Linked DNA regions of Homo sapiens: region 2 is linked to region 1. The links are chromatin loops, found by intact Hi-C in ENCODE. Cell type or tissue: HepG2. All regions are shown on one strand. Links, peaks and the distances in the headings refer to the core of each region. The heading gives the core; the rest is flanking DNA.

Region 1 (7,560 bases), core at 1,619-6,618:
AAAGATGCTTCTATCACCCAGCGAATTCCAAGGCTTTGAGGAGCTCTGTGTAAGACAATTCTATTATCCCCATCATTCCAGAAATTACAAAGATTTTAGGAGCTCTGCGTCAGGAACAAGCGATGAAGAACAAGTATGTACTTCTTATAATATCACACATGTGAATGAAAGTTCTGACTGGAAGAAAAAGAAAGAAATGATTTGGAGAAGAGAAGAGAGGGATTAGGTATTAGAGGGACAGGTACTAAAAACATCCATCATGGGGGTTGGGGGCTGGTAGGGAGAAAGTATAGAAAAGAAGATAAGAGGTTACCGTTTTGTTTCAAAGTTCAGTTCAATAAATCCAATTAATAATTATTGAGCACTTATTTAGTACCAAACACAATGCAAAGTTCCAGGGCAATTTCTAAAAGTGGACCAACTGCATCAGAATCATGTAAGTTGATTCTTTAAAGTGCAGATTCTTAGACCCCATCCCAGATCTACTAATTGAGAAACTCAGGGAGCTAGGCCCAGGAATCTCATTTTTAACAGTCAATCCAGGTAATTCTGCAAAGATCACAATAGTTGAGACTTGGGTCTGCACTGACTTCTCTGCCCTCAAGGGGTCAGGGGATGGAAATGAGACATATGAAGAGATGATTTCCATACAACTTGGTAAATAACAATGACCGAGATGCTGAGAGGCCGCCAAGGAAGCTTAAGAGGAATATCTAAGGGTGGCAGAAGTAACAGTAGTCAAATCAAGCGAGGTAATACCTGTGCTGAATCTTAAAGGCTGCATAGCAATTAGCAGAGGAAATTGGGGTGAAGGAAAACATGGAAAGGGTTGTTGGTTTGCAAAGTGTGGTCCCTAGAGAGCAATGTTAGCATCACCTGAGAACTTGACAGACATAAAAATACTCAAGCCCCACCCCAGACCAACTGAATCAGAATTTCTGGAGGTAGGCCTCAGCAATCTGTGTTTTCAAGCCCCAAGGGGATTCTGACCCACATATAAGTACCCTGGCTAAACAACCAGGACTGCTGGCCATGGAAGAGGCAGAGAGGCAGCAGAGTGGAGCTAGTAGGAATAGAGCCTCGGTGCCAGGCTGCCTGGGTCCAGATCCAGGCTTTGCAGCTTCCTAGCTAGGGGACCTTAAGTGAATTGGTTAATATTTTTGGCGTTGGTTTCTTTATAATAATAGACTTCATGCATAATTAGCATATATAAAGTGCTCAGGACCAAGCCTAATACATATAAACACTACATAAGTGTATGTTTTATGCAGTGTGGGCCAGCAAGGGAGATGGTAGGACTGTGTCATAGGAGACCCTGGCCTTTGAGCATCAGGATGGAGCAGGATATGGCAGAGTGCTAGGGCGTCAGCAAGGGTCAGAGCATGATATTTCACGTTTAAAAAAGAAAAAGACATCTGGGAACATCCACTTCCAAAAAACGATGAAGTAAGTGTACTTTTTCCTACTCCTCCCACTAAGTAAAACTGAAAACCCTGGACATTATAGATAACAACATTCCAAAGAGTGGAGAGAAGAAGGCAGCTCAGCAAGAGACTTTAGGACCCTTGGGACCTGAGGAATGACATAGTAATGAGTTCACTGGATTTTTCCTTTATTTATTTATTTATTTATTTATTTATTTATTTATTTATTTATTTATTTTGGATTCATATATCCCAGACTTGAAGCTGATGCAACCAGCAACCAAGAAATACCAACAGGTGCCAACAAAAAAGCCTGCTGTCTCTAGCCATAGGACCAAGAAATGGGCAGCCTAGAAAGAGAGTGTGGAAATAAACCAAGACCAACCAAATGAGGAAAGCAAAGGCTATTTTAGACATTTCTCAAAAGAAGACATACAAATGGCAAGCAAGTATAAGAAAAGATACTCAACATCATTAATCATCAGAGAAATGCAAATCAAAACTACAATAAGATATCATCTCACCCTAGTTTAAATGCCTTATATCCAAAAGACAGGCAATAACAAATGCTGGCGAGGATATGGAGAAAAGGGAATCCTCATACACTGTTGGTGGGAATGTAAATTAATACAACTGCTATGTAGAACCATTTGGAGATTCCTCAAAAAACTAAAAATAGAGCTACCATGTGTTCCAGCCATCCCACTACTGGGTGTATACCCAAAAGAAAGGAAATCAGTATATTGAAGAGATATCTGCCCTTCCGTGTTTGTTGCAGCACCATTCACAATAACCAGGATTTGGAAGCAACCTAAGTGTCCATTAACAGATCAATGGATAAAGGAAATGTAGTACATATACACAATGGACTAGTATTCAGCCATAAGAAACAATGAGAGGCTGTCATTTACAACAGCATGGTTAGAACCAGAGGTCATTATGTTAAGTGAAAAAAACAGGCACAGAAAGATAAACTTCGCATGTTCTGACTTATTTATGGGACCTAAAAATTAAAACAATTGTATTTATGGAGATAGTAGAAGGATGGTTACCAGAGGTTGGGAAGGGTAGTGGGGGGCTGGGGAAGGAAGTGGGTATGGTTAATAGGTACAAAAACTAGTTAGAAAGAATGAATAAGATCTAGTATTTGATCATGCAATAGGGTGACTACAACCAAAATAATTTAATTATACATCTTAAAATAACTTAAAAATATATAATTGGATTATTTGTAACACAAAGGATAAATGCTTGAGGGGATAGATACCCCATTTACCCCAATGTGATTATTACACATTGCATGCCTGTATCAAAACATCTCATGTACCCACATCTAATGTGGGTACATGAGATGTGCATCTGCTATGTACCTAAAAAAACTGAGTTTTTATTTATTTTTATTTTATTTATTTATTTATTTTGAGATAGAGTCTCACTCTGTCGCCCAGGCTGGAGTGCAGTGGCATGACCTCGGCTCACTGCAACCTCCGCCTCCCGGGTTCAAGTGATTCCACTGCCTCAGCCTCCTAAGTAGCTGGGATTACAGGTGCACACCACCACGCCTGGCTAATTTTTGTATTTTTAGTAGAGACGGGGTTTCACCGTGTTGGTCAGGCTGGTCTTGAACTCCTGACCTTGTGATCCACCCACCTCGGCCTCCCAAAGTCCAATTTTTTTAATTAAAAAAAATAATAATAATGGCTGTTTATTCTGAGATTGCCTCATCAAGGGAGTCAGCACAGCTACTCACATTTGGGCAAAGATTCAAAGGCAGACAGAGAAGCAGGAAAAGTTTTGTAGTGGAAAACAGGGAAGGCTTCAGGTGTGCTCTGATTGCAGGCTGTCAGCATGGGGAAGCTGTAACGGGGCTAATAGAAGCGGGGTATCCTACATGATTAGTTAGGGGTGAGTGCATCATTTGGCCTTCTCTGGTTGGCACTAAGTTGAAAGCAAGGACAAAAGTTAGGAAAGCTGTCCATTATTAATCAGGCCCTGGCCATTTGAGGCTGACTGTTACAGAGGGTATTGTTTAGTTTCCTGGATTATCACTAAAGACAGCAGTCTGGCTTCCTGGAAGTCTGACTTCTAGCAGGCTGGCTTCCTGAATTGCTCACTGTAGATCAAAAGTTGGTTTCCTGAGCAGATTGCTGCAGGCTGTGGGTCAAAGTTCTATTTTTAGATGTGGCCTGGTCATTGTCGGTTTGTATATTTGGTTTCTCAGGCATGAAGCAAGATGTGACGAGAGTATCAGAGAACTCAGCAAGGAACAGATCATGGTGTTTCATGTTTAAAACTGAAAAAGACACCTGGGAACTTCTACTTTCAAAAACATGGAGTAGATGTATTTTTTCCTATTCTTCCAGCTAAGTCGACTAAAAGTCCTGGGTATTATAAATAAGAAGAATCTGAAAAGTGCAGAGTAAAAGGCAGACCGGGAAGGAGCAGCCAAGCAATGACTGGGCGATGAGTCCCCCAGATTTTCTTCTGGTCTTGTATATCCTAGACTTGCTGATGTACCCAGCAACATAGAAATGCCAGGGGGTGCAGACAAAATCAGCCCCCACAAAAGCCTGCTCTCTCTAGCCAAACGACCAGGAAATGGGTAGCCTAGAAAGACAAAAAGCATTTAGACAACAACTGCTCTATTCCAACCAAAGAGAAAAAAGTACGGCCCATTGGAAGTGAGGAGCGCCTCTGCCTGGCTGCTGTGCAATCTTCCAAGTGTGAAGTGACAGCCTTTCTGCAGGTGTACCCAACAGCTCCGAAGAGACAGCGACCATGGAGAATGGGCCATGATGACGATGGCGGTTTTGTTGAAAAGAAAAGGGGGAAATGTGGGGAAAAGAAAGAGAGATCAGATTGTCACTGTGTCTGTGTAGAAAGAAGTAGACATAGGAGACTCCATTTTGTTCTGTACTAAGAAAAACTATTCTGCCTTGGGATGCTGTTAATCTATAACTTTACCCCCAACCCCGTGCTCTCTGAAACATGTGCTGTGTCAACTCAGGGTTAAATGGATTAAGGGCAGTGCAAGATGTGCTTTGTTAAACAGATGCTTGAAGGCAGCATGCTCGTTAAGAGTCATCACCACTCCCTAATCTCAAGTACCCAGGGACACAAACACTGCGGAAGGCCGCAGGGACCTCTGCCTAGGAAAACCAGAGACCTTTGTTCACGTGTTTATCTGCTGACCTTCTCTCCACTATTATCCTATGACCCTGCCACATCCCCCTCTCTGAGAAACACCCAAGAATGATCAATAAATACTAAAAATAAATAAATAAATAAATAAATAAATAAATAAATAAATAAATAAAAGTGACATTTTGGCCGGGCTTCACTACCCACATGTAGGTGGCTCAGGCCTGTAATCCCAATGTTTTGGAAAGCTGAGGCGGGTGGGTCACCTGAGGTCGGAAGTTCGAGACCAGCCTGGCCAACGTGTTGAAACCCCGTCTCCACTAAAAATACAAAGATTAGCCGGGTGTGGTAGTGCATGCCTGTAATCCTAGCTACTCTGGAGGCTAAGACAGGAGAATCATTTGAACCCAGGAGGCGGAGGTTGCAGTGAGGCAAGATGGTGCCATTGCACTCCAGCCTTGGCAATAAGGGCGAAACTCCATCTCAAAATCAATCAATCAATCATTCAATAATAAAAGTGACATTAAAAAAAACAAAAAAAAAAAAAGAAAAAAGTATGGCCCACCTCCACCCACACCAATGAAGGCTGGGTGAGATGCTTGGACTTCTGCTTCACCAGGCTATAACAATATGCCCCAAACTCAGCTTCAGGATGGTGTCAGAGAGGCCAGTGGGAAGCTGGGACTCTTGTTCCCATTGGGCAATAACAAATCCCCCAAGCTTTCTCAGTGAAGACCACATGGGGACCCAGAGCTCCACTCCCACCCAGCAGTTATAAGAAGCACCCATGTTTTGGGAGCCAATGGAGGCTGAATTGAGACCTGGAATTCTACCTTCTCCTGGCAGGAAGGAGGCAGCACCCACACTTCTTCTGCTAGTGCACGCTGCCCCAACCCTGCTCTAGGACGTCACGGTAAATTTGTGCTATTGGGCTCTAATTTTGCCATGGGAGCAGTTACCAACGGAGAGACTTGGTAAAGAGTACAGGGGCTCTTTCTGAATTATTTCTTAAAACTGCATTTGCATCTACAATTATCTGAAAATGAAATATTTAGTCTTTTTAAAAAATTTAAAAACAAACCTGGACTGACTCATCTGGCAAAGAAGAGCTATGGGTTTTAAGCAGAGTGAGAGATTAGGTTTGTGCCACCAGCCACCTTTTGACTGCAGCTACACAGAGGGCCCCATCATGACAATCTTGGAATACCACGGAAATTTCTCTAAGAAGAGGCTTTGGTACAGGCTGTAGGCTGCCTGCTCTGGAGAGAGAATCTTCCACTTCGCATCAACAGAGCTGACATCTGATCACCCTTTCCCATAAACTATAGGAGACAGCCAGGCACAGTGGCTCACCCCTATAATCCTAACACTTTGGGAGGCTGAGGAGAGAGGATTGCTTGAGGTCAGGAGTTCAAGACAAACCTGGCTAACACAGCAAGACCCTGTCTCTTAAAAAAAAAATTAAATAATAATAATAAAAAACATGTAGGTAGTGAAGCCCAAAGCACAGTTCAAAGTGTCCAGGTTGCTGGGGTGATGAGCTTAACGCCCCTGTGGGAAGTCATCAGGGGAAACAACCAGGAGGCGATGGATGATATTACTTATAGAGAGCTAGATCTTGATTTGAGAGACTCTTGTTTCTGACAAATATGCTCATAAACCTCCTCTGTTAATGTCAGTAGTTTCTGGAAATCCAAAAGGATAAACACAAATCAATATGACTGGTGACCAGAGGAGACTGTGGAGCACTTTTTCAACAAGAGAGATTTTGAAAATGAAACCTGTAAGATGCTATCTATGCAGTCAGTTTGTTTCCATCTGTGCCACTTGGACTCTAGCATTTCAAGCCCTGGACCCTGGGTAGGATGGAGCTGTCCTGGCCAGGGACGGGGGCCAACGTGGGGAGGGTGAGGAAGAGAGCAGTTTGGTAATCTATAAACACTTGTCAAAACCCTGCAACAAAGAAAACAAACAATACTTGGTGGGAAATAAAATGGAAAGATGGGTACTAGAAGTCAGAGAGTGCTTGAGCTCAAAGAAGACGAAGATCCCCACTGGCAGGAGAGGTCAAGGTGGCTCCTAAGAGGAGTGGGGGCTGTGCTGTCCTGAGATCAGAGAGCACCCAGACAGAGCGAGACACAGTGAGTCCTTAGGCGGAAAGGAAGGGACCTGGCAGGGAATAGGAATTCTCCGTTGGAGCAGGGCGTTTTGAACCCCATCCATTGTTAAGCTGGGGCTAATCAGTTCAGTTAACAGAAACATGAAACGTAGGATAGAGTTGCAAGATGCCTCTTTGAGGCAATTTGTTTTGTGTAAAAGCAAAATTTTTGGTAAATCAATTTTTTTAATGTTTTTTAAAAATCTATTCCTGCTCAGCCCTAGATGTGTAGTTGGCTCAGGTACAAATCCATACCCAATCCCAGCCCTAAAGGATCTTACATTCCTGCAGTGCAGATGCACAAATACAATTAAACCAATAACAAGAGGTTTTCTCTCTGGTGGTGGGAAAATTACAATATTTTTTATAGCGTCTAGAGCAACATGATTTTGTATTTATTCCCTGTTTTAAAATGTAGTTTTTGTTATCATTCAGGTATGGTGAAGCCAACAGATCAGGAGACCGCTGCCATTGAAGAGATACGTCTGTTACTCACAGACGTCTGTTAGTCACAGAAGAGGAGATGGGAGATGTGTCATGTCGTGGGAGCCACACAGAGAAGCACCAGGGTTAGTCAGGAGGCAGAGGGTGCAAGAAAAAAATATGGGCAAGAGGCTTTATTCTGCTTCCCTGGGAGGAACAGATGAGATGGAGTAAGCAGACTTAGGATTGGCTAGTTTGAATAATTTCAGCGGTCTCCAGGGTGTAGGGGCTGTTTCTAGTTGTCTTGTACCTGGCTCTGGGGTGATTGGGGCAGATGGCTGAGAGTGTTAAGAGGAATGGGAGGTGCAGCTCTGGATTGGTTAAGCTACACATGAAAGGCACACTCGCAGGTGA
Region 2 (7,560 bases), core at 1,254-6,253, 240 kb after region 1:
AATCAGCACTCTGTATCTAGCTCAAGGTTTGTAAACACACCAATCAGCACCCTGTGTCTAGCTCAGGGTTTGTGAATGCACCAATCAGCACTCTGTATCTAGATAATCTGATGGGGACTTGGAGAACCTTTATGTCTAGTTAAGGGATTGTGAATGCACCAATCGGCACTCTGTATCTAGCTCACGGTTTGTAAATGCACCAATCAGCACTCTGTGTCTAGCTCAGGGTTTATAAATACACCAATCGACACTCTGTATCTAGCTAATCTAGTGGGGACATGGAGAATTTTTGTGTCTAGCTCAGGGATTGTAAACGCACCAATCAGCACCTTGTCAAAACGGACCAATCAGCTCTCTGTAAAACAGACCAATTGGCTCTCTGTAAAATGGACCAATCAGCAGGATGTGGGTGGGGCCAGATAAGAGAATAAAAGCAGGTTGCCTAAGCCAACAGTGGCAACCCACTTGGGTCCCCTTCCACACTGTGGAGGCTTTGTTCTTCCGCTCTTTGCAATAAGCAGCTTCACTCCTGAGCCAGCAAGACCATGAACCCACCAGAAGGAAGAAACTCCGAACACATCTGAACATCAGAAGGAACTAACTCCGGACACACCGCCTTTAAGAACTGTAACACTCACTGCGAGGGTCCGCGGCTTCATTCTTAAAGTCAGTGAGACCAAGAACCCACCAATTCCAGACACATTTTGGCGACCACAAAGGGACTATCGCCTATCGCCAAGCGGTGAGACTATCGCCGAGTGGTGAGACCATCGCCTATCGCTGAGCAGCAAGACTATCACCTATCGCCAAGCAGTGAGTACCATCAGACCCCTTTTGCTTGCTATTCTGTCCTATTTTTCCTTAGAATGCGGGGGCTAAATACTGGGCACCTGTTGGCCAGTTAAAAGTGACTAGCGCAGCTGCCAGACTAAAGACACAGGTGTCAGGCTTTCTGGGAAAGGGCTAACAACCCCCAACTCTTCGGAGTTGGGACCATTGGTTTGCCTAGAAGCAGCTTCCGCTTTTCCTGTACTTCCAGGCTGAGCCAAGCGTCGACAGAGAGGAAAGCCATGCAGCTCCGGGGTCCCAACAACAAATTGGTTGACCCTGCGGCCATGAGCGGAACTCTCAAAGGCATGTTGCCCAAGCGAGATTCGCCCATCTGTCCTATCTATCCTGACCCTTGCCCCTTGGGTCCTAATGCTTGCCAGACAAACTTCCTCTTGCCTCTCTTCTCTGAGGTTATTCCGGCTTCTAAAAATTGCTGCCTGTCTCTGGCGCTTTTCTAGTTTCTCCCATAAGAATGATTTCTAGTATAAACTCCAGGACTGTTACCCTCTTTAGGCACCCAGGCTCACCAATCAGAAAGACACAATTTTTGCCCAAAGCCCCATCATAGTGGGGACTACCTGGAATTTTAGGATCCCTCCTCAGACTAACAGGCCTAACAAAAGCTATTCCTTAAGCTAAGATATGGGGAGCCTCAGAAATTGTATCCTTCCTATTCATATAAGTGAAGACAAAAGGTGTCACTCTTCCAACCCTGGAGATCCCTTCCCTCCCTCAGGGTATGGCCCTCCACTTAATTTTTGGGGCATAACATCTTTATAGGACGGGGTAAGTTCCCAATACTAATAGGAGAATGCTTAAGACTCTTAACAGATTTTCGAGAATGCATCGGTAAGGGCCACTAAATCCGATTTTTCTCGGTCGGTCCTCCTTGTGGTCTAGGAGGACAGGCAAGGGTGCAGGTTTTCGAGAATGCGTCAGTAAGGGCCACTAAATCTGACCTTCCTCAGTTCTCCATGTGGTCTGGGAGGAAAACTAGTGTTTCTGCTGCTGCATTGGTGAGTGCAACTATTCCGACCAGCAGGGTCCAGGGACCGTTGCGGGTTCTTGGGCAGGGGCTGTTTCTGCTAATGCATCGGTGAGCACAAGTACTGCAATCAGCAGGGTCCAGGGACCATTGCGGGTTCTTGGGCAGGGGGAGAAACAAAACAAACCAAAACCGTGGGCAGTTTTGTCTTTCAGATGGGAAACACTCAGGCATCAACAGGCTCACCCTTGAAATGCATCCTAAGCCACTGGGACCAATTTGACCCACAAACCCTGAAAAAGAGGTGGCTCATTTTTTTTTTTTCTGCACTAGGGCTTGGCCCCAATATTCTCTCTCTGATGGGGAAAAATGGCCACCTGAGGGAAGTACAAATTACAATACTATCCTGCAGCTTGACCTTTTCTGTAAGAGGGAAGGCAAATGGAGTGAAATACCTTATATCCAAGCTTTCTTTTCATTGAAGGAGAATACACAACTATGCAAAGCTTACAATTTACATCCCACAGGAGGACCTCTCAGCTTACCCCCACATCCTAGCCTCCCTATAGCTCCCCTTCCTATTAATGATAGTCCTCCTCTAATCTCCCCTGCCCAGAAGGAAATAAGCAAAGAAATCTCCAAAGGACCACAAAAACCCCCGGGCTATCCATTATGTCCCCTTCAAACTGTAGGGAGAGGGGAATTTGGCCCAACCCGGGTACATGTCCCCTTCTCCCTCTCTGATTTAAAGCAGATCAAGGCAGACCTGGGGAAGTTTTCAGATGATCCCGATAGGTACATAGATGTCCTACAGGGTCTAGGGCAAACCTTCGACCTTGCTTGGAGAGATGTCATGCTACTGTTAGATCAAACCCTGGCCTTTAATGAAAAGAATGTGGCTGCTCTCCCTCTCCCTCTCCCTCTCCCTGTCCCTGTCCTCTCTGCATGGTCTCCCTCTGATGCCGAGCCGAGGCTGGACTGTACTGCTGCCATCTCGACTCACTGCAACCTCCCTGCCTGATTCTCCTGCCTCAGCCTGCCGAGTGCCTGGGATTGCAGGCGCACACCACCATGCCTGACTGGTTTTCGTATTTTTTGGTGGAGACGGGGTTTTGCCATGTTGGCCAGGCTGGTCTACAGCTCCTGACCGAGAGTGATCTGCCAGCCTCGGCCTCCCAAGGTGCTGGGATTGCAGACGGAGTCTCGCTCACTCAGTGCTCAATGTTGCCCAGGCTGGAGTGCAGTGGCGTGATCTCGGCTCGCTACAACCTCCACCTCCCAGCCGCCTGCCTTGGCCTCCCAAAGTGCTGAGATTGCAGCCTCTGCCCGGCTGCCACCCCGTCTAGGAAGTGAGGAGCATCTCTGCCTGGCCGACCATTGTCTGGGATGTGAGGAGCCCCTCTGCCCGGTCACCCAGTCTGGGAAGTGAGGAGCGCCTCTTCCCGGCCGTTATCCCATCTAAGAAGTGAGGAGCGTCTCTGCCTGGCCGCCCATTGTCTGCGATGTGGGGAGCGCCTCTGCCCCACCGCCCCGTCTGAGATGTGAAGAGCACCTCTGCCCGGCCATGACGCCGTCTGGGAACTGAGGAGTGTCTCTGCCCCACCACCACCCCGTCTGGGAGGTGAGGAGCGTCTCTGACCGGCCGCCCCATCTGAGAAGTGAGGAGTCCCTCCGCCCAGCAGCCGCCCCGTCTGGGAAGTGAGGAGCGTCTCTGCCCAGCAGCTGCCCTGTCCGGGAGGTGGGGGGCAGCCCCCACCCAGCCAGCCGCCCCGTCCGGGAGGTGGGGGGCAGCCCCCACCCGGCCAGCCACCCCGTCCGGGAGGTGGGGGGCGAACCCCGCCCGGCCGCCACCCCGTCTGGGAGGTGGGGGGCACCTCTGCCCGGCCGCCCCATCTGGGAAGTGAGGAACCCCTCTGCCCAGCCGCCACCCTGTCTGGGAGGTGTACCCAACAGCTCATTGAGAACGGGCCATGATGACGATGGCGGTTTTGTCAAATAGAAAAGGGGGAAATGTGGGGAAAAGAAAGAGAGATCAGATTGTTACTGTGTCTGTGTAGAAAGAAGTAGACATAGGAGACTCCATTTTGTTCTGTACTAAGAAAAATTCTTCTGCCTTGGGATGCTGTTAATCTATAACCTTACCCCCAACCCCGTGCTCTCTGAAACATGTGCTGTGTCCACTAAGGGTTAAATGGATTAAGGGCAGTGCAAGATGTGCTTTGTTAAACAGATGCTTGAAGGCAGCATACTCGTTAAGAGTCATCACCACTCCCTAATCTCAAATACCCAGGGACACAAACACTGCGGAAGGTGGCAGGGCCCTCTGCCTAGGAAAACCAGAGACCTCTGTTCACATGTTTATCTGCTGACCTTCCCTCCACTATTGTCCTATGACCCTGCCAAATCCCCCTCTCTGAGAAACACCCAAGAATGATCAATAAATACTAAAAAAAATTAAAAAAAAATACAAGTAAGTAACCAGAAAAAAAAAAAAAGAAAAGACAAGTAAAATTTTTTGTTTTTTTTTAAAAAAAAAGAAAAGAATGCGGCTTTAGCTGCAGCCCGAGAGTTTGGAGATACCTGGTATCTTAGTCAAGTAAATGATAGAATGACAGCTGAAGAAAGGGACAAATTCCCTACCGGTCAGCAAGCCAACCCCAGTATGGATCCCCACTGGGACCTTGACTCAGATCATGGGGACTGGAGTCGTAAACATCTGTTGACCTGTGTTCTAGAAGGACTAAGGAGAATTAGAAAAAAGCCCATGAATTATTCAATGATGTCCACCATAACTCAGGGAAAGGAAGAAAATGCTTCTGCCTTCCTCGAGCAGCTAAGGCAGGCCTTAAGAAAATATACTCCCCTGTCACCCAAATCACTCGAGGGTCAATTGATTCTAAAAGATAAGTTTATTACCCAATCAGCCACAGATATCAGAAGAAAGCTCCAAAAGCAAGCCCTGGGCCCTGAACAAAATCTAGAGGCATTATTAAACCTGGCAATCTCAGTGTTCTATAATAGGAACCAAGAGGCACAGGCCCAAAAGGAAAAGCGAGATCAGAGAAAGGCCGCAGCCTTAGTCATGGCCCTCAGACAATCAAACCTTGGAGGTTCAGAGAGGACAGAAAATGGAGCAGGCCAATCACCTGGTAGGGCTTGTTATCAGTGTGGTTTACTAGGACACTTTTAAAAAGATTGTCCAATGAGAAACAAGCTGCCCCCTCATCCATGTCCACTATGCCAAGGCAATCACTGCCCCAGAGGATGAAGTTTCCCTGGGTCAGAAGCCCCCAACCAGATGATCCAACAACAGGACTGAGGGTGCCTGAGGCAAGCGCCAGCTCATGTCATCACCCTCACTGAGCCCCGGGTATGTTTAACTATTGAGGGCCAGGAAATTGACTTCCTCCTGGACACTGGCATGGCCTTCTTAGTGTTAATCTCCTGTCCTGGACGACTGTCCTCAAGGTCCGTTACCATCCGAGGAATCCTGGGACAGCCTGTAACCAGGTATTTCTCCTACCTCCTCAGTTGTAAATGGGAGACTTTGCTCTTTTCACATGCCTTTCTTGTTATGCCTGAAAGTCCCACACCCCTATTAGGGAAGGATATATTAGCCAAGGCTGGAGCTATTATCTACATGAATATGGGGAACAAGTTACCCATTTGTTGTCCCCTACTTGAGGAAGGAATCAACCCTGAAGTCTGGGCATTGGAAGGACAATTTGGAAAGGCAAAAATTGCCTGCCCAGTCCAAATCAAGTTAAAAGATCCCACCATTTTTCCTTATCAAAGGCAATATCCCTTAAGGCCTGAAGCTCATAAAGGATTACAGAATATTGTTAAACATTTGAAAGCTCAAGGCTTAGTAAGGAAATGCAGCAGTCCCTGCAACACCCCAATTCTAGGAGTACAAAAACCGAACGGTCAGTGGAGACTAGTGCAAGATCTTAGAATCATTAATGAGGCAGTAATTCCTCTATATCCAGTTGTACCAAACCCCTATACCCTGCTCTCTCAAATACCAGAGGAAGCAGAATTGTTCATGGTTCTGGACCTCAAGGATGCCTTCTTCTGTATTCCCCTGCACTCTGACTCCCAGTTCCTCTTTGCTTTTGAGGATCCCACAGACCACACATCCCAACTTACGTGGACGGTCTTGCCCCAAGGGTTTACGGATAGCCCTCATCTGTTTGGTCAGGCACTGGCCCAAGATCTAGGCCACTTCTCAAGTCCAGGCACTCTGGTCCTTCAATATATGGATGATTTACTTTTGGCTACCAGTTCGGAAGCCTCGTGCCAGCAGGCTACTCTAGATCTCTTGAACTTTCTAGCTAATCAAGGGTACAAGATGTCTAGGTCGAAGGCCCAGCTTTGCCTACAGCAGGTCAAATATCTGGGCCTAATCTTAGCCAGAGGGACCAGCGCCCTCAGCAAGGAATGAATACAGCCTATACTTGCTTATCCTTGCCCTAAGACATTAAAACAGTTGTGGGGGTTCCTTGGAATTACCGGCTTTTGTCAACTATGGATCCCCAGATACAGCGAGATAGCCAGGCCCCTCTATACTCTAATCAAGGAAACCCAGAAGGCAAATACTCATTTAGTAGAATGGTAACCAGAGGCAGAAACAGCCTTCAAAACCTTAAAGCAGGCCCTAGTACAAGCTCCAGCTTTAAGCCTTCCCACAGGACAAAACTTCTCATTATACATCACAGAGAGAGCCGGGATAGCTCTAGGAGTCCTTACTCAGACTCGTGGGACAACCCCACAACCAGTGGCATACCTATGTAAGGAAATTGATGTAGTAGCAAAAGCCTGGCCTCACTGTTTAAGGGTAGTTGTAGCAGTGGCCATCTTAGTGTCAGAGGCTATCAAAATAATACAAGGAAAGGATCACACTGTCTGGACTACTCATGATGTAAATGGCATACTAGGTGCCAAAGGAAGTTTATGGCTATCAGACAACCGCCTACTTAGATACCAGGCACTACTCCTTGAGGGACTGGTGGTTCAAATAGGCACCTGCGTGGCCCTCAACCCTGCCACTTTTCTCCTAGAGGATGGGGAACCAATCGAGCATGACTGCCAACAAATTGTAGTCCAGACTTATGCCACCCGAGATGATCTCTTAGAAGTCCCCTTAACTAATCATGACCTTAACCTATATACCAATGGAAGTTCATTTGTGGAGAATGGGATATGAAGGGCAGGTTACGCCATAGTGATGTAACCATACTTGAAAGTAAGCCTCTTCCCCCAGGGACCAGTGCCCAGTTAGCGGAACTAGTGGCACTTACCCGAGCCTTAGAACTGGAAAAGGGAAAAAGAATAAATGTGTATACAGACAGCAAGTATGCTTATTTAATCCTACATGCCCATGCTGCAATATGGAAAAAATGGGAGCTCCTAAGCTCTGGGGGGACCCCAATTAAATACCACAAGGAAATTATAGAGTTATTGCACGCACTGCAAAAACACAAGGAGGTGGCACTCTTACACTGCCAAAGCCATCAAAATGGGAAGAAGAGGGGAGAACAGCAGCTAAGCAGCTGGCAGACCAGCAAGAAGGAAAGAGAGAAAAAGAAAGTCAGAGAAAGAGGAAGAAATAGAGACAAAGAGAAGGAGTCAAAGGAAAGAGAGAAAGAGACAGGAAGTCAGAGAAAGAGACAAAGAAGAAGTCAAAGAGATAGAAAGAGAGATGGAAGTAGTAAAGAGAAAAACAGTGTACCCTATTCCTTTAA

What was found. Hi-C counts contacts between places; a loop is a spot of excess contacts. Peaks named below come from ENCODE experiments on the same cell type or tissue, not always from the same donor. Only the 100,000 strongest peaks of a DNase experiment are listed, where the experiment ranks them.
Region 2: a loop joins it to region 1, with 7 times the contacts of the local background. A loop is called at or near these places in 1 of 110 quality-filtered maps.

Annotation. Positions count from the first base shown.
Region 1 is chr18:51,357,659-51,365,218 of GRCh38, reverse strand. No RefSeq gene overlaps it. Among named protein-coding and RNA genes, the nearest start is that of LINC01630, 31 kb to the left of the region's middle. In HepG2, for the core only: no CTCF peak of the experiment used is centred there; a DNase peak (open chromatin) is centred at 3,568; H3K4me3 peaks cover 637 bases.
Region 2 is chr18:51,113,271-51,120,830 of GRCh38, reverse strand. No RefSeq gene overlaps it. Among named protein-coding and RNA genes, the nearest start is that of MEX3C, 81 kb to the left of the region's middle. In HepG2, for the core only: no CTCF peak of the experiment used is centred there; no DNase peak of the experiment used is centred there.